2 separate regions of the Homo sapiens genome follow, and region 1 is linked to region 2. A link is a loop called in an ENCODE intact Hi-C map of the cell type or tissue named here. Cell type or tissue: K562. All regions are shown on one strand. Each heading gives the region's core, and the rest is flanking DNA. Links, peaks and the distances in the headings are about the cores only.

What was found. Peaks named below come from ENCODE experiments on the same cell type or tissue, not always from the same donor. Only the 100,000 strongest peaks of a DNase experiment are listed, where the experiment ranks them.
Region 1: it touches region 2 in a loop (13-fold over the local background); 74 of 110 quality-filtered maps call a loop at or near these places.

The regions. Positions count from the first base shown.
Region 1 is chr5:32,088,761-32,098,466 of GRCh38, forward strand. It overlaps PDZD2 (PDZ domain containing 2), which reads left to right. Exons shown (of 25, transcript NM_178140.4): 20 at 1-2,415; 21 at 4,147-4,264; 22 at 8,519-8,620; 23 at 9,604-9,706. LOC105374711 (a long non-coding RNA gene) reads right to left here. Exons shown (of 4, transcript XR_007058716.1): 3 at 9,551-9,706; 4 at 4,851-9,085. Among named protein-coding and RNA genes, the nearest start is that of GOLPH3, 81 kb to the right of the region's middle. RefSeq lists enhancers at 3,869-4,370, 3,897-4,066, 4,371-4,870, 4,519-4,578, 8,944-9,706. In K562, for the core only: a CTCF peak has its summit at 4,641 (motif pointing left); DNase peaks (open chromatin) are centred at 2,227 and 4,631; H3K27me3 peaks cover 1,506 bases.
Region 2 is chr5:31,577,485-31,587,190 of GRCh38, forward strand. No RefSeq gene overlaps it. Among named protein-coding and RNA genes, the nearest start is that of C5orf22, 50 kb to the left of the region's middle. In K562, for the core only: a CTCF peak has its summit at 4,205 (motif pointing right); no DNase peak of the experiment used is centred there; H3K27me3 peaks cover 534 bases.

The DNA of each region.
Region 1 (9,706 bases), core at 759-8,758, 510 kb after region 2:
TTTGGAAAACCTCCACATCTCTGAAAGTCAAGACCTGGATGACTTGCTACAGAAACCAAAAATGATCGCTAGGAGGCCCATCATGGCCTGGTTTAAAGAAATAAATAAACATAACCAAGGCACACATTTGAGGAGCAAAACCGAGAAGGAACAACCTCTAATGCCTGCCAGAAGTCCCGACTCCAAGATTCAGATGGTGAGTTCAAGCCAAAAAAAGGGCGTTACTGTGCCTCATAGCCCTCCTCAGCCGAAAACAAACCTGGAAAATAAGGACCTGTCTAAGAAGAGTCCGGCAGAAATGCTTCTGACTAATGGTCAGAAGGCAAAGTGTGGTCCGAAGCTGAAGAGGCTCAGCCTCAAGGGCAAGGCCAAAGTCAACTCTGAGGCCCCTGCTGCGAATGCTGTGAAGGCTGGGGGGACGGACCACAGGAAACCCTTGATCTCACCCCAGACCTCCCACAAAACACTTTCTAAGGCAGTGTCACAGCGGCTCCATGTAGCCGACCACGAGGACCCTGACAGAAACACCACAGCTGCCCCCAGGTCCCCCCAGTGTGTGCTGGAAAGCAAGCCACCTCTTGCCACCTCTGGGCCACTGAAACCCTCAGTGTCTGACACGAGCATCAGGACATTTGTCTCGCCCCTGACCTCTCCCAAGCCTGTTCCTGAGCAAGGCATGTGGAGCAGGTTCCACATGGCTGTCCTCTCTGAACCCGACAGAGGTTGCCCAACCACCCCTAAATCTCCTAAGTGTAGAGCAGAGGGCAGGGCGCCCCGTGCTGACTCCGGGCCGGTGAGTCCGGCAGCGTCTAGGAACGGCATGTCCGTGGCAGGGAACAGACAGAGTGAGCCGCGCCTGGCCAGCCATGTGGCAGCAGACACAGCCCAACCCAGGCCGACTGGCGAAAAAGGAGGCAACATAATGGCCAGCGATCGCCTCGAAAGAACAAACCAGCTGAAAATCGTGGAGATTTCTGCTGAAGCAGTGTCAGAGACTGTATGTGGTAACAAGCCAGCTGAAAGCGACAGACGGGGAGGGTGCTTGGCCCAGGGCAACTGTCAGGAGAAGAGTGAAATCAGGCTCTATCGCCAGGTCGCAGAATCATCCACAAGTCATCCATCCTCACTCCCATCTCATGCCTCCCAGGCAGAGCAGGAAATGTCACGATCATTCAGCATGGCAAAACTGGCGTCCTCCTCCTCCTCCCTTCAAACAGCCATTAGAAAGGCAGAATACTCCCAGGGAAAATCAAGCCTGATGTCAGACTCCCGAGGGGTGCCCAGAAACAGCATTCCAGGGGGCCCCTCGGGGGAGGACCATCTCTACTTCACCCCAAGGCCAGCGACCAGGACCTACTCCATGCCAGCCCAGTTCTCAAGCCATTTTGGACGGGAGGGTCACCCCCCACACAGCCTGGGTCGCTCTCGGGACAGCCAGGTCCCTGTGACAAGCAGTGTTGTCCCCGAGGCAAAGGCATCCAGAGGTGGTCTTCCCAGCCTGGCTAATGGACAGGGCATATATAGTGTAAAGCCGCTGCTGGACACATCGAGGAATCTTCCAGCCACAGATGAAGGGGATATCATTTCAGTCCAGGAGACGAGCTGCCTAGTCACAGACAAAATCAAAGTCACCAGACGACACTACTGCTATGAGCAGAACTGGCCCCATGAATCTACCTCATTTTTCTCTGTGAAGCAGCGGATCAAGTCTTTTGAGAACCTGGCCAATGCTGACCGGCCTGTAGCCAAGTCCGGGGCTTCCCCATTTTTGTCGGTGAGCTCCAAGCCTCCCATTGGGAGGCGGTCTTCCGGCAGCATTGTTTCCGGGAGCCTGGGCCACCCAGGTGACGCAGCAGCAAGGTTGTTGAGACGCAGCTTGAGTTCCTGCAGCGAAAACCAAAGCGAAGCCGGCACCCTCCTGCCCCAGATGGCCAAGTCTCCCTCAATCATGACACTGACCATCTCTCGGCAGAACCCACCAGAGACCAGTAGCAAGGGCTCTGATTCGGAACTAAAGAAATCACTTGGTCCTTTGGGAATTCCCACCCCAACGATGACCCTGGCTTCTCCTGTTAAGAGGAACAAGTCCTCGGTACGCCACACGCAGCCCTCGCCCGTGTCCCGCTCCAAGCTCCAGGAGCTGAGAGCCTTGAGCATGCCTGACCTTGACAAGCTCTGCAGCGAGGATTACTCAGCAGGGCCGAGCGCCGTGCTCTTCAAAACTGAGCTGGAGATCACCCCCAGGAGGTCACCTGGCCCTCCTGCTGGAGGCGTTTCGTGTCCCGAGAAGGGCGGGAACAGGGCCTGTCCAGGAGGAAGTGGCCCTAAAACCAGTGCTGCTGAGACACCCAGTTCAGCCAGTGATACGGGTGAAGCTGCCCAGGATCTGCCTTTTAGAAGAAGCTGGTCAGTTAAGTAAGTATCTGCCCACTACTTTTATTTCAGATAAACTTGTTTCATTTTGGAATAGTTTTAGATTTATAGAAAAGTTGCAAAGATAATGCAGAGTTCCCACTTACTTTTTTTTTTTTTTTTTTTTTTTGAGATGGAGCATCGCTCTGTCGCCCAGGCTGGAGTGCAATGGCGCGATCTCGGCTCACTGCAACCTCTGCCTCCCGGGTTCAAGCGATTCTCCTGCCTCAGCCTCCTGAGTAGCTGGGATTACAGGCGTGCACCACCACACCTGGCTAATTTTTGTATTTTTAATAGAGACGGGGTTTCACCATGTTGGTCAGGCTGGTCTCAAACTCCTAACCTTGTGATCCGCCTGCCTCGGCCTCCCAAAGTGCCGGGATTACAGGTGTGAGCCACTGCACCCGGCCACTTCTTACCCACTCTTCCTAATGTTCACATCTCTCATAACCACGGTCCATTCGTCAAAAGTAAGAAATTAATGTTGGAGCAATACCATTAACTACAGACTTCATTCAGATTTTGCTGAATAAATTCTGCTAATATCGTTTTTCTGTCCCAGGATCCAGGATACTACATTCCATTTTAGTGCCCTTGGTTTTTAATATCACTGCTGGAAAAATAAAAGTGCCTGCAGGGAAACATGTTTACCAAAGTGTCGCTCTGAGGAGAGGCTTCTAGAGGACATGGCACTTAAGCAAAAGCAACATGAGAGGGGCATGCAGAGGAAGAGAGAGCACAGCACGGGGGAATTTGGACTTTGGAGGTGGCTGGAGTTAAACGGAGAATTTCTAACATATTTAAAAATATTTCACTTGAGGCCAGCCGTGGTGGCTCACACCTGTAATCCCAGCACTTTAGGAGGCTGAGCCGGGCAGATCACTTAAGGTGAGGAGTTCAAGACCAGCCTGGCCAACATGGTGAAACCCCATCTCTACTAAAAATACAAAAATTAGCTGGGGATGGTGGCAGGCGCCTGTAATCCCACCTACTTGGGAGGCTGAGGCAGGAGAATCGCTTGAACCCAGGAGGCTGATGTTGCAGTGAGCTGAGATCGCGTCACTGCACTCCAGCCTGGGCAACAGAGTAAGACTCAATCTCGAAAAAAAAAAAAAAAAAGCCAGGCCCAGTGGCTCAGGCCTATAGTCCCAGCACTTTGGGAGACCAAGGCAGGCGGATCACTTGAGGTCAGGAGTTCAAGACCAGCCTGGCCAATATGGTGAAACCCTATCTCTACTAAAAATAAAAAATTAGCCAGGCGTGGTGGCAGGTGCCTGTGATCCCAACTACTCGGGAGGCTGAGGCACGAGAATAGCTTGAACCCAGGAGGTAGAGGTTGCAGTGAGCTGAGATCGTGCCACTGCACTCCAGCCTGGGTGACAGAGCTAGACTCCATCTCAATAAAAATAAAAATATTTCACTTGAACATATGTATTGAATATTTTAAAACATGTCAGAAGTGTCCTGTTAAGCTCCAGCATTGGTCCCATAACTTCTTGAGGGGATCTCTGAATTCATAGCAGTTCCCCTTGCCATTGGCAGTGAATGACATTTCTGTTCAGCACTCAGGATTTATTCTTCCATTAGTTTGGAATGGAAGTTTTGACCAAAAGAGAGCAGAAAATACCTGTTCTCTTTTGTATAGTAGAAAGGAGATCATTTTAAATGCATTCTTATAAAATGAAGAAATTGCTTTTTTCTTTAATGTTCTTCAAATATATTTATATTATTTAGTTTGGATCAACTTCTAGTCTCAGCGGGGGACCAGCAAAGATTACAGTCTGTTTTATCGTCAGTGGGATCGAAATCTACCATCCTAACTCTCATTCAGGAAGCGAAAGCACAATCAGAGGTGAGTGAAACACAGAAAGCTCAGGAACATGAATTGCGGCCGCGTGAGTGCCCAGGTATGTGCTGCCTGCCCAGACAGCCGAGGAGAGCCCGCCCCGAGTCCTGGAGAGGGAGGACTGCCTTGGGTTGCGAGTTTCACAGCTCAGTCTGACTTTGGCCTCACGTGCTGCTAGCCAGCTTCAGAAGCTAGACCTTGTCTTGAATGTTCAGGTGCCAGATGGGTGTCACTGCTGTTTTCATCCCCCAAGTAGCAACTAGTTACCATTCTCCTAACTCCTATGTGTGGAGTTTGTTTGCAGAGAGTCCTCAAAGCAGAGCTAGTCATCTCGGAAATACCTCTCGCCACCTAACTGTGGACATAAACTAGTCAAGGGAGCCACCTGCTGGTGAGAGAAGAGTTACATTGGTGTAGTCCCGCCGTTGCCCTGAAATATGGTGGACCCCTGAACAACATGAGGGTTGGGGCACTGACCTTCGAGCAGTGGAAAATCCACATATAACTTTTAACTCTCCCAAAAACTTAACTACTAACAACCTACTGTTGACCGGAAACCTTACTGATAACATAAACAGTCAATTAACACAAGTTTTGTCAGTTATATGTATTATATACTGTCTTCTTACAACAACGTAAGTTAGAGATAATAGAACGTTATTAAGAAAATCCTAAGAGGCCAGGTGCAGTGGCTTACACCTGTAATCTCAGAACTTTGGGAGGCCAAGGCGGGCAGATCACTTGAGGTCAGGAGTTCAAGACCAGCCTGGCCAATATGGTGAAACCCTGTCTCTACTAAAAATACAAAAATTAGCTGGACATGGTGGTGGGTGCCTGTAGTCTCAGCGACTCAGGAGGCTAAGGCGAGAGGATTGCTTGAACTTAGGAGGCAGAGGTTGACATGAGCTAAGATTGCACCACTGCATTCCAGCCTGGGTGACAGAGCAAGACTTCATCTCAATTAAAAAAAAAAAGTCATAAGAGAAAGTGTATTTACTATTCATTAAGTGGAAGTGGTTCATCATAAAGGGCTTCATCCTTGTCATCTTCACACTGAGTAGCCTGAGAAGGAGGGAGGGGTTGGTCTTGCTGCCTCAAGGATAAAGAGGCTGAAGAAACCCTGAGTGTGAGTGGACCTGTACAGTTTGAGCCTGTGTTGTTCAAATGTCACCTGTAGAAGAGCATCTGAACCCTGGAGTACAAGGAATTACAAATAAAATCTTTCAGTAAATCAGTTGTGACAATAAACATTGACAGAAGAAACCACAGGTTCACATCTAGGATACTAATCTGAAGATCAATTTCTTGGGGCTATACGTAGAGATTTGAACCCTAATGAATGAATATTTTCTATTTAGAGAAATAAATATGAATGTTTCTTTAGTGGTAGTATACCTGGGTCACTGAAGTCATCTAAGAATGCTGTTCCAGAAATTCAAATATAGAGGGGCTGTGTGGTTTCTCAGCCAACAGCCAGCCTTGGCACCTAGTAAGGAGTTGGCCAGGAGGCGAGGAGAGAGGTTGGAATAAAGGAGACCAGTCCCTTCAGGTTCCACTCCCTTCTGATTCTCAGCCGCTGATTTGGGTCTGTGCAGTTAAGACATGCCTTGACAGGAGGATCATCTGAGGCCAGGAGTTCGAGACCAGCCTCATCAACATAGTGAGACCCCTCATCTCTCAAAAAAAAAAAAAAAAGATTAAATTTAAAAAATTAGCCAGGCGTGGTGGTATATGCCTGTAGTCCTACCTACATGGGAATCTGAAGCAGGAGAATCACTTGGGTCCAGTAGTTTGAGGCTCAGTGAGCTATGATCGTGCCAGCGCACTCCAGCCTGGGTGACAGAGCAAGACCCTGTCTCTGAAAGAAAAACAAAATGTCTTGAGATGCTAAGCACTTCCGCTTTCAGTAAAAGGGAATAGCCCCTCATCTCTCTTCCTCCTCCCACTTGTTATTACAATAAGGAAGGATTTCATGTGTGAAAGTCTCATTCTGAGACCACCAGTCAAGGGGGCACAGGTGGGGTCACACGTTGCCAGGCCCCCTTTACCCCAGACATTTTAGTGTTAGATGAAATGTCAGAGGAGAAGACCAGACTGTCCAGCCAACCACAAGCAAGATGTACATCTTCAGGAACCTCAAACAAAGTATGGCCAGCATGCCACAGTGCTGCCCGAGGGTGGCTTATTCTAGGGCCTTCCTCACCCCCTACTACTCACGCTCACCACGAGGCAGGGTTGTGGTTTGGTTTGAAGATCATTCCTACATATCAGAACACGGCGTTCTTTTCCCTTTATTTTCTCACTGTCTTCAGAGAGGAGCGTTGAGCAGGGCTATCCTTACTCTGCCATCCTCAGTCTAGAAGCTTCCTGCCTTGCTTTTTCCAATGAGTATGGTTTGCAGGTACTAAAAATAGAACTGCACAAAACTATTTTCTGTGTCCTTGGCAGTGCTGTGAGAGATTCGAGGCTTCGAGGCTGAAAACAAACCCTGGCCTCCTGACTTCAACACACCCAAACCTTGGAGAGCTCTTGATGGTTGATCTGGCCGCCCTGAGACTGTGCTGAGGCTCTCAGAGGCAAAATTTGGCGCAATAGTCAGCTTCTAGCATATCTGTGTCCTTAAACACCACTGGAAAAAAATGTGAATACATTGAAATTTTTGTGATTTAACTTGTCCTGGAATGCAGGAGGGCCTCATTTTCTTTTTTTTTTTCCTTCTCCTTTTTTTTTTTCTTTTCTTGAGATGGAGTCTCGCTCTGTTGCCCAGGCTGGAGTGCAGTGGCGTGATCTCGGCTCACTGCAAGCTCCACCTCCTGGGTTCACGCCATTCTCCTGCCTCAGCCTCCCGAGTAGCTGGGACTACTGGTGCCCGCCACCATGCCCGGCTTTTTTTTTTTTTTTTTTTTAGTAGAGACGGGGTTTCACCGTGTTAGCCAGGATGGGCTCCATCTCCTGACCATGTGAACCACCTGCCTCCGCCTCCCAAAGTGCTGGGATTACAGGCGTGAGCCACCGCACCCGGCGTAGGAGGCCTCATTTTCAAATATTGTCTCTTTGCTCCCATAAGACATTGAAATATCTGAGAAGTGTTCCTATTTTCAGCACCACATTACCTCCTAGAAGCTGGACAAAGACCATTTACTGGGTCCCGTATTCCCATTTTTGTTTGGAAAGCTTAGTCAACCTCTTTCTCCCCATCAATCCGTGTGTGAGCATACATATGGTTGAAGGTGCCCATGAAGTCAACCTCCCAACTCCCCCAAAAGTTCTGCGGGACAGTCTAGGTTTTGGTTTGAGTGAACTTTGGGGGTTTTTTGAGACAGAGCCTCACTCCATCACCCAGGCTGGAGTGCAACTGGCATGATCTCCACTCACTGCAACCTCTGCCCGCTGGGTTCAAGCGATTCTCCTGCCTCAGCCTCCCAAGTAGCTGGAATTACAGGTGTCCGCCACCACGCCCGGCTAATTTTTGTATTTTTCAGTAGAGACGGGGTTTCGCCATGTTGACTAGGCTGGTCTCGAACTCCTGACCTCAGGTGATCCGCCCGCCTTGGCCTCCCAAAGCACTGGGATTACAGGCGTGAGCCACTGCGCCTAGCCATGCTATTTTTTTGGCATCAGTTAATTAATTGTACCTGAAATCCAATGATGGGGAGGGAGATGTAGAAAACATGGCCTTGATATGCTCTTATCCTGCCTCTTGCCACTGACGCTTATCTTTCTGCTGTTGCTAGGACTGGCTTTGCTAAATTGTAGACTTAAAGAATTACAGAATAAAGGATTCCCATCATGATCAAATTATGTACTATGATTTTTTTTTTTTTTTTTTTTTTTTGAGACAAGGTCTCACTCTGTCAACCAGGCTGAAGTGCAGTGGCGTGATCATGGCTCACTGCAGCCGTGACCTTCCGGGCTTAGGTAATCCTCCCACCTCAGCCTCTTGAGTAGCTGGGACTACAAGTGTGCAACACCACACCTGGCTGATTTTTGTAGAGACAGGGTTTTGCCACATTGCCCAGGCTGGACTCGAACTCTTGGGCTCAAGAGATCCGCCCCCTTGGCTTCCCAGAGTGTTGGGATTACAGGCGTGAGCCACCATGCCTGGCTGAGAGCCAAAGAACCTTTAGGGCCTGTGGTGAAAAGCCCCTCCAAGAGGACTGACATCAGAGCTTCCTTACTCCTGGCCCAAGGGGATATGTTTTTCTTTCTTAATTTTTTGCAGCTGTAGCTCAAAGGATAATTTTTGTTTGTTTTCACTAGAATGAAGAAGATGTTTGCTTCATAGTCTTGAATAGAAAAGAAGGCTCAGGTCTGGGATTCAGTGTGGCAGGAGGGACAGATGTGGAGCCAAAATCAATCACGGTAAGTGACAGAGTCATTAGGCTCTCAGGAAAATCCCCCCTCAAGCAGCCTCAGAATGTGATCAGGGCACAAATTCCAATCAGCGGGTTCAGAGATTGCTGGATTTCATTCCCAGCTACCAACATAAAAAGGGAGAAGTGGGAGAAGTAGTACGTAAGGTTTTCGTTGACAAAAGACAAGCATTTTTAACACAGAGCTGACATGTATAGGCCATTTCCAATCCCTATAAACACAATTCGCTATAGCCTTATAATTTACCTCCATATTTTAAGCAGTAGAAAACATTAGAATCAACTGGCCAAACTTGTGTTTATACAATTACTCCCGTCTCAAAAAGTCACTCAAAATTTTACATCATTCAAAAGCCTTCAGGACCATCCAGAGGGTCACCTTCACTGCACGAGCCCAGGCCTCATTCATCTTCGTATTCCCATTGCCTCCTGGATGCCAGGCCCATGTCAGACACTAAAAAGGAGTTAAAAAAAAATGTGTGGAGACACTGGCATTGACATTTGTGTTCCATCCCCCGCACTGAATGTATGTTTTTTTTTATAAAGCAAGTGTCTACCTTAGAAAGTTCCTTTACTACAAGACCCGGCACGGTGGCTCACGCCTGTAATCCCAGCACTTTGGGAGGTCGAGGCGGGTGGATCACCTGAGGTCAGGAGTTTGAGACCAGCATGGCCAACATGGTGAAACCCTGTCCGTCTCTCCTAACAATACAAAAATTAACTTGGCATAGTGGTGTGTGCCTATAATCCCAGCTACTCAGGAGGCTGAGGCAGGAGAATCGCTTGAACCCGGGAGGCTGAGATTGCACCACTGTACTCCAGCCTGGGTGACACAGCGAGACTCCCTCTCAAAAAATAAAAATAAAAAAGGAAGGTTCCTTTACTACAGATACGCAGTTAGTTACTATCTCCCTTTTACCGGAAATCGTAAGTGGATCTGGTTTTTGTTCCCTTTTCCTTTCCTCATCCCAGGTCCACAGGGTGTTTTCTCAGGGGGCGGCTTCTCAGGAAGGGACTATGAACCGAGGGGATTTCCTTCTGTCAGTCAACGGCGCCTCACTGGCTGGCTTAGCCC
Region 2 (9,706 bases), core at 741-8,740:
ATAGTAATAGTAATTATAAGTTGGTATTTGTCTGTTTTGTCCACATCCCCCAAAGTCTATACATTCTCGTGTCCAAAAAACATTTTAGGGAACCTATTATGGGGAAAATGAGGGATCTCCCAGATAGTGTCTGTCTTATCTATGAGCGTGCAGGGGTTTGTGGATGATGACAAATAGAAGAAAGGGGAAGAGGGTGCTGGCCTCTCCATAACTGAAAGAAGATCATCCTTTTTGCCCTGCCTAGGAAAAAGGACACTGCCATGGGAGACTTTGAGAATGCTCCAGAAAAGAGGGAAAGCATACATTCCCAAGCTCAAACAGAAGGAGGGGAGATCACCACAAAGCCTGCGGCAGTAACTTTATGCTGATAAACGTGACAAATCAGACGAAAGGAGTTTCTTGAAAAACACAATTTACCAAACTGATGCAAAAAAAAAAATTGAAAATCTGAATATATTAATTTTAAAAGTTGAATTGAGAATTGAAAGCCATCCCTCAAAGAAAACTGAAGACCCAGATGGTTTCCCTTGGGAATTCTCCCAAACATTTAAGGAAGAAATAATACTAATCTTACACAAACTCCTTTTTTTTTTTTTTTTTTTTTTTTTTGAGACAGAGTCTCCTTCTGTCACCCAGGCTGGAATGCAGTGGCGCAATCTTGGCTCACTGCAACCTCCGCTTCCCAGGTTCAAGCAATTCTCCTGCCTCAGTCTCCTTACAGGCGTAAGCCACGCTCCCGGCCACAGACTCCTTTAGAAAATAGTTTCTGGGCCAGGCCCAGTGGCTCACACCTGTAATCCCAGCAGTTTGGGAAGCTGAAGTGGGAGGATTGCTTGAGCCCAGGAGGTCAAGGCTGCAGTGAGCCATGATCACGCTACTGCACTCCAGCCTGGGCAACAGAGTGAGACCCTGTCTGAAAACAGAGAGAGAGAGAGGAAGAAGAAGAAGAAGAAGGAGAAGGAGAAGGAGAAGGAGAAGGAGAAGGAGAAGGAGGAGAAGGAGAAGGAGGAGGAGAAAGAGAAGAAGGAGAGAGAAAGAAAGGAAGAAAGGAAGGAAGGAGAAAGGAAGAGAGAGAGAGAAAGAGAGAAAGAAGGAAAGAAAGAAAAGAAAGAAAGAAAAGGAAGGGAGGAAGGAAGGAAGAAAGAAAGAAAGAAAGAAAGAAAGAAAGAAAGAAAGAAAGAAAGAAAGAAAGAAAGAAAGGTGGGAGGGAGGCAGGGAGGGAGGGAGGGAGGGAGGGGAAGGGAAGGGAAAATAGAGTGTTGAAAGGAGCAATACATGAAAAGGAAGGATAATACATTGTGACTAAGTGGGGTTTACTTTAGGGATGCAAAGTTGCTTTAACACTTGAAAATCAATTGTTGCTATTTGTCACACTAACAGAATAAAGGAGAAAAATCATATGATCATCTCAATAAATGCAACAAAATGCCTGTGACAAAATTCAATAATAGCCATCATGATTTAAAAATGAAAATCTCTTAGTAAACTAAGACCAGAAGGGAACTTCTTGATAAAAGTCATCTAGGAAAAAACCTAAAGATAATAGCATACTTAATGGTGAAATATTGACTACCTTTCCCTTATGGCTGTGAACAAAGCAAGAATGTTCACTTTCCCCACCGTTATTCAATATTATACTGGAGGTCTTACCAGTGTAAAAAGGTAAGAAAAATAAAGTCATACATATTGGAAAGGAATAAATAAAACCATTACCATTTTTTTCTTTTCTTTTTTTAATTTTCCAAAGGGCCAGGTAGGCATTACCTTTTTTTTTTTTTTTTTTTTTTTTTTTTTTTGAGACGGAGTTTCGTTATGTCGCCCAGGCTGGAGTGCAATGGCTCGATCTCGGCTCACTGCAAGCTCCGCCTCCCGGGTTCACGCCATTCTCCTGCCTCAACCTCCGGAGTAGCTGGGACTACAGGCGCCCACCACCACGCCTGGCTAATTTTTTTGTATTTTTTAGTAGAGATGGGGTTTCACCGTGTTAGCCAGGATGGTCTCGATCTCCTGAGCTTGTGATCCACCCGCTTCAGCCTCCCAAAAGTGCTGGGATTACAGGTGTAAGCCACCACGCCCAGCCGGCATTACCATTTTTAAAAGCATTAAAATTTACGAAATACTTAGGAAAAACTTTAACAAAAGACATGTAAAACCTCTACAATGAAAACTATATAACACATACTGCCAAGACTTAAGCTAGCAATTTAATGACTGCTATTTATTAAAATACTTTAATAATTTTAATTATTAAATATTTAATTAAATTATTTTAAATAATTATTGTTATACTTATTGTTAATTACTAAATTTATTAATTAAAATTATTAAATTTTAATTAATACATAACTTTAAGGAGGTTCTTGGAGGTAATGTTTTCATGAAGGCTTCCTCAAACTGGAGAAAAGCCTTACATAGGTCCTGGAAAGACTCTCTTTACTACTATCAGCACTATTAACAGTTGCTAAAGCATTTTTATAACAGAAATAATTGAATACTCAATTATTATTAATAGTTGAATATTCTAAAATGATTCAATTACTTTGAATAATTCAATTCTCTTTTTTCTCATTCTACCTAGATAATACTGATGTCCCCTTACCATAGCCCCTTATATATGACATTCCAGAAAAGGCAGGGCAGCACTATTGAAAATCCAAGCGCTTTTTCTGGCTGATTTTCCATTGAAGTTAGATGGGCATACACTGCCTACATTCACAGAAAAGAGAAGGACAGTGTTTATCATCCTCACTCTGAAGGCCACTTCAGGAGCAACCCATTCAAATCTCCTGGGTATGGAGGGTCACTCTTGCTCTTGCTGGCCAATGACCAATATATGCAGGGTGTTCACCTGCTACTGTGATGAAGAGGTACAGGTAAAAAACAGACCCCCGTTATCTTCCTCTTTTCTCCTTCTTTATCCCCTTCAGAGGTCCCTATTTTTCCATTTTTGTGAGCTTCATTCTAACTAGTTTGCAGATAAAACCATTTTGCCCAGTAAACAAACAAACAAACAAACAAAACCTTCTACTTGTATGTTTCGTGTACTATCAAGCAGTATTTGGGCTTACACCTGTCTTTGTCAACTTGAATTAATTTAAGATCAACATTTTTTAATATTTAGTTTGGGTTTTTCTAGCTAAGATTAGTAAAGAAAGCATAAATAAAAATTCACTGTGGGGATTTTTAAACCCTTGGTTAATTTTACAGGCATTGGCAGAAGCAATGTTTCTCTTCCTGTTCATCGATTCCAAGTTACAAATAGGGACAGAGAAACAGTTTAATGTCTTTCCCATTTAACTGAAACTTAAAAAGTAGCATATTTGCCTCCAGAAAAAACTAATGGACTCTATGATAGGCAAAAAATGTCTTTTCCCCAAAGAGGGCCTCATCCAAATCTCCAAAACCTGTGAATAGGTTATGTTATAGGGCAAGGGAGAATTAAGTTTGCAGATGCAACTAAGAAATCCACTGACGACCAGGTGCAGTGGCTTATGCCTATAATCCCAGCACTCTGGGAGGCCAAGGAGGGAGGATTGCTTGAGCTCAGGAGTTTGAGACCAACCTGGCAACACAGCAAGACCCCCATCTCTGTTAAAAGAAAAAAAATCCACTGACTTTGAGATGGGGAGAGTAGCCTGGATCATCCAGGTGGGCCCAGAGGTAGCGTCAGAGGGGGTGCATCATGGAAAAGACTCAGCAGTCATCACTGGCTCTGAAGACAGTAGGGGACTGCCCGCCAAAGAATTCAGGCAGCCTCTAGATGGTAGAAAGGGGAAAGACATGGATCCTCCTCTACGGCCTTTAGAAGGAACAGAGCCCTGCTGACACCTTGATTTTAGAGACCCATTATGAACATATGACCCTAGAATTGTAAAGTAATAAACTTGTATTGCATTAAACCACCAAGTTAGTGATAATTTTTTACAGCAGCAATAGGAAACTAATACAGAATCTTTGTTCCTTAACAGGTGCATGCCACCACACCTGGCTAATATATTTTAAGTTCTAATCTTTAATTGTGGGAATATCTTCTTTTAATTAGGGAATTTCAAGTTTAAAAGAGTAAAGCACTGTCCTGCTTTCTGTTTCTATGGATTTGCCTGTCTGGACATCCCATAAGTGGAATCATACCAGAAAAAAAAAAAGTATTCTTTTTTCTTTGCTAAATAACGTAATTAAATAGTTTGGACACCAGGTGGCCCTAGACTACCAGATTTATCAAAGGAGCGCTTTTCAGTTTTATGATCTTAACATATTACTATAAAGGCAATGATGCAATTTTCTTTTAATAAGAAGAATGTTAAAAAACATCCCATTACATATGCATCTAAGTTTTTTGACTATTGTTGGTCAGTCACTTAAATTAGTCTTGACAAATCTTTAAGTTGGTTTCTGACAATTGTTGTGTGTGTGTGTGTGTGTTTTTAATCTAGAAAGATGAACTAAAACTGAATAGGTGTCACTAGAATATGACACAAGGGTAAGAACTTTTTTGGTTCCCAGTGCCTTGAATGCTGACAGCATCCCATAGCCTGCACCCGATAAATAACAGTTGAATGAAAGAATAGCTCATGTCCAGTTTGCACATATAAATTTGTTTCTGAATAATCTGGAACTTGAAGAACATCCTTTTGTCCAAGAATTTTTAATTTAGCACTATTCATAGAGCACTCATTTCTTTAAATGTGCTTGCAATGCATTCTCTTTTATGCTAGAAATGAACAGCCATTCCTCATTACATGATTACGTGCAGTCCGCCCTGCCCCCGACCCAGGTGTTTCCAGTTCTAACCCAACACCCCTAGGCTTCCTACTCTCCTCCCAGTGTCTGTGAGTGATCTTGGGGGAGAGTGTGGTCAGGTCCACAGTGGACCAGAAGTCACCCACCTCCCTGGATGCAGGGGCTTGCACAGTACCTACCTGTGCCCTGGGGTACTTTGTGCCCCTCTGCATTAAGCCCTCTCCTGTTGCCTGTCACGCCCTCCAAGCCAAAGTGAAAAAGTGTCCGCTTCAGAGACTTCTTCCCAGTTGCAGGGATGGAAAAATAATTTTCTCTCTACCCTTAATAGGTCTTAATTGGGACTACCTCTAACAAAAGAGAGATTAACATGAGAAAAACAAACAGTTTATTACCGTATATGCCTCATGTATATTTGGGAGGAAACTCTGAGAAATGTGTCAATATTTAGAGTGGATCTCAAAAGAAGCATTTAAACTTCAAGCTTAAATATCATCATTCCGGGAAAAAAAGAAAGAAGGGTTTGGGGAAAGGTCTGGAAAACACCATAAAACGAAGGTAAGGTTTTTTGTGCAGATTTAAATGTAAGCCTTCTCCATTGGTTATGAGTCTCTACTGATTTACTCTTCCTTTTTCCCTGGTGCAGAGAGAGACACTGTTACAAATGGAGACTGCCTTTAAAGATGTAAATTTTTTTTTTAAAGGGTAACTTTTCAGAAATACTCCTGTGTCTGCACTTTCTCAAAATAACCAGCTCAAAATAAGCAACATGCCAAGGAGGCATATTTTGGGGTGGCATATTCTGGTCTCTTACAGTCATATTTGGTGTGGTACGTTCTGAGCCCCAACGCAATGTACTCTGTCTCCAGATATCTTGTAAATTCTGATTCCTTCATAGGAATCAGTTCTCGCTGTGTTCAAATTGTTTTATATTTAGTTGTGTACAGTGTGTACAGTGGCACCAGATTATAATTTCTGTAGATAAAGGGTAATACTTTATCCTTTTTTATATTCCCAGTACCAAGCCAATATTGGGAATAAATAGGAGGAAAAGAGAGGAGAGGAGAAAGGAAAAAGGAAAAAGGAAAGGAGGAAGGAAAGGAAAGGAAAGGAAAGGAAGGGAAAGGGAAAGGGGAGGGAGAGAAGGCTGTCGTATCATCAGACTCAGACTGCAGATGGGTAAAATAACTGCTGCTGATTTCTTAACATTTAAATATGGGTGTGTGGCCAGGTGTGATGGCTCACACCTGAAATCCCAGCACTTTGGGAGGCTGAGGCAGGCAGACCACCTGAAGTCAGGAGTTCAAGGCCAGCCTGGCCAATGTGGAGAAGCCCCGTCTCTACTAAAAATACAAAAATTAGCCAGGCACGGTGCCTGTAATCCCAGCTTCTCAGGAGGCTGAGGCACAAGAATTGCTTGAACCCAGGAGGTGGAGGTTGCAGTGAGCCAAGATCGCGCCACTGCACTCCAGCCTGGGCACCAGAGCGAGACTCCATCTCAAAGAAATAAAAAATATATATATGTGTATGTGCATATATGTTTAATCCAGGAAAAGCATAAACAGAATTACATTTATCATTTCGATATAATTTCCATTTGCAAACTCTTGGATGGTAAATATAATGAGACCTAAAATTAATGCTGCCTTTCCTCTTTAAAAAAGATAAGGAAGGAATTTGAATGCAAATTGTAATATTTTTCTTCAAAGGGGAATGATTTGCCACTCTTTAATTTGATAAAGTTCTTTATGCTTCAAATACATATCCAGGCTTTAAATATTAATAAACCTCAGAAAGCAGAAATAAAATCCTTAACCCTTCATGAATTAATTACCACAATTTAAAAACTCCAGTTTTACAAAGCATATCACAAAGTGCAAAATGGCTTTGCCAAATCATGTCTTCTTTGTGGTAATAACTCATATGATTAAATAAAATTTTACATGTGTTAAACTGAACATTAATGCTATAATTCAAAATTCTGATTTTGTGATATTGTATAATTTCAACTATAAAGTTTTGCATCATATAAAATAACTGTAATTATTATTTTTAATCAACTTTTATTTTTTATCAAAGTGCTATACTTGAATAGTATGAAAAATCAAAGATTGATCAATGCGGTGGCTCACGCCTGTAATCCCAGCACTTTGGGAGGCCAAGGTGGGCAGATCACCTGAAGTCAGGAGTTCGAGACCAGCCTGGCCAATATGGCGAAACCCCATCTCTACTAAAAATACAAAAATTAGCCGGGCGTGGTGGTGTGCACCTGTAATCCCAGCTACTCTGGAGGCTGAGGCAGAAGAATCACTTGAACCCAGGAGGTGGAGGTTGCAGTGAGCCGAGATCGTGCCACTGCACTCCAGCCTGGGTGATAGAGTGAGACTCTGTCTCAAAAAAAATCAAAGATTACGAAAACTGATTTTTACAAAATAGCCCCTTCTCTTCACTATCCTACTGCCACCATTCACCAGTAACTAATTTCAATTTTTGTAAGTTGTTTTCACTGATTTTACTTTTTTATTTCTAAGTAATGTGTACATACTGTTGTTGTCTCTTGGTTCATCTCAGTAGACATATCCATTGATTTCCAGTTAGGAGTAATGAGGATTTTAGCTTACTTATATCTTTTCTTTTCCTTTCACCACCTTCCCCAAAAAATAAAATCTCAAATATCTATTATTTATTTATTTGTATTTTATTTACTTATTTTTTGAGACAGAGTCTTGCTCTGTCACCCAGGCTGGAGTGCAGTGGCACAATCTCGGCTCACTGCAACCTCTGCCTCCCAGGTTCAAGTGATTCTTATGCTTCAGCCTCCTCAGTAGCTGGGATTACAGACATGTGCCACCATGCCCAGCTAATTTTTGTATTTTTAGTAAAGGCAGGGTTTTGCCATAATGGTCAGGTTGGTCTCGAACTCATGACCTCAAGTGATGCACCTGCCTCAGCCTCCCAAAGTGCTGGGATTACAAGCATAAGCCATTGCGCCTGGCCAAAATCTCAAATATCTGTAAAATTTATATTCAGTGTTTTTATAATTTTTTCTATGTATATGTAGTATGCAGTTTACTTCTGAGCCTAGTAGCATGATTATATATCCTTCCTTATGCAACTTGGTTTTTTCTGGGGTTAATGATTGCCTAATTTAAAGACAGTTTCTTAATTTTCTTTGGACAGCTGACTATTTCCACACCCTCAACAGCTCTGTAAAATGATTTTCAATTAAACTTTATACAAAACATGTCAGATAATTAAAGAATTACATCACTGTCTGCCCTGCTTCAGTTCCAGACTCTTCCTAGTGCCCCCATGTTCCTATTCCAATCTGGATGGTTCCACTGTGGGTTTGTTGCTTAATTGTTGTATTGGAACTTCCATTTCCCATCACCTGGGAAATTCTTTTTGCCTCTCTTGGATCCTCTGTTTCTTCAATCCCATGTATTCCAAAATCCCAGTATCTTCCTCTTAATTTAGTTTTTTTTATGTGTGACAGTGTGTGTGTGTGTGTGTGTGTGTGAGTGTATGTGCATATATGTGAATGCTTGGACACATCCTTAAACAGCTTTCTAAGAAAGGCGATTGGGAGTGTCAACCTTAAATAATGAGATTCAGAAAATATGATGAAGAGCAGAGTTTGTTTGAATGCAAGGCTTAAGGATGACCACCCGGGAACACTGACTCCAAACTAACAGGATCAGCATTCCGGAGTGGAGAAGTTAAGGTTTCACTAATACATGCAGAGACAGAGAAATTTTAGCAGATTACATTTTCCTTAAAAGACCAGTGCATGCATTACAGTGATTTGATTGGTTATGGATTGTTACATTCCAAGGCAGATTACTTTATACTCTGTGAGAAGGAGTAGTGAGAGGGTCTTTTCTCTGGTGATATTTAATCTTCCTAATTATTTACAGAAGAAAAAAGGCAGAAGTTGCAGCTGCATGCGGCATGACTCAGGCCACATAGCCACATTCCTCTCAAGGCTCAGAATAATTTAAAGTTCCAACAGCTTTAAGTTTGAATTGTTTAATTTCACATTTCCCTCTTTTCATCGATCTTTTGAAGAAACCATCATAGATGATGGTTTTGGTTCCTTTTAAGTTCAGGAGCTTAGTCCTGTGTTGCTGGGTGGGCTCATTCCTAGAGTGTCATATCCCATGGCAGGAGGAATTTGTCAGGCAATAAAACTGTTGGGGTGGCGGGGCAGTGGCTCATGCCTGTAATCCCAGCACTGTGGGAGGCTGAGGTGGGTAGATCACCTGAGGTCAGGAGTTCGAGACTGGCCTGGCCAACATGGCAAAACCTCGTCTCTACTAAAAATATAAAAATTAGCCAGGTGTGGTGGCGTGCGCCTGTAATCTCAGGTACTCAGGAGTCTGAAGCAGGAGAATCACTTGAACTGGGGAGGCAGAGATTGCAGTGAGTCGAGATTGCGCCACTGCAGTCCAGCCCAGGAGACAGAGTGAGACTCCATCTCAAAAACAACAACAACAACAAAACTGTTGGGGTGTAGGCTGAATTTAAAGCAACATGAAGGAAGTGATTTTGTGACCTGAGTCAGGCTACATAGTTGCATATTCAATTAATGCAATTCTTTGAGCAACCATTATTTTAGTTTTTTCAGTTGTATGTTGACTCCATTGCAAACAAATGCCACAGAAGTAATACAGACAAAAACAGAACAAAACACAACAAATGCTTATAATTCCAAGAACGCATAAGAGCTTCTGTGGCAAAGTTCCCCAAGATCTAAACCTGCTTCTTGGCCAATCATTTAGAGTGGGTGTAGGATCTTAAAGTTTAGTTATTTAGGTTTTCATGTCAGCCATTAATTTAATGATGTTATCTGATTCTTCCAGAACAGAAACACAACACTTCGTCTTTATGATAACATGGGTTCCCCGTGTATTATCACAGGGGATACAGTGAGTATCTTTAAAGCCATATGGTTCTGTAATGCAGCCTT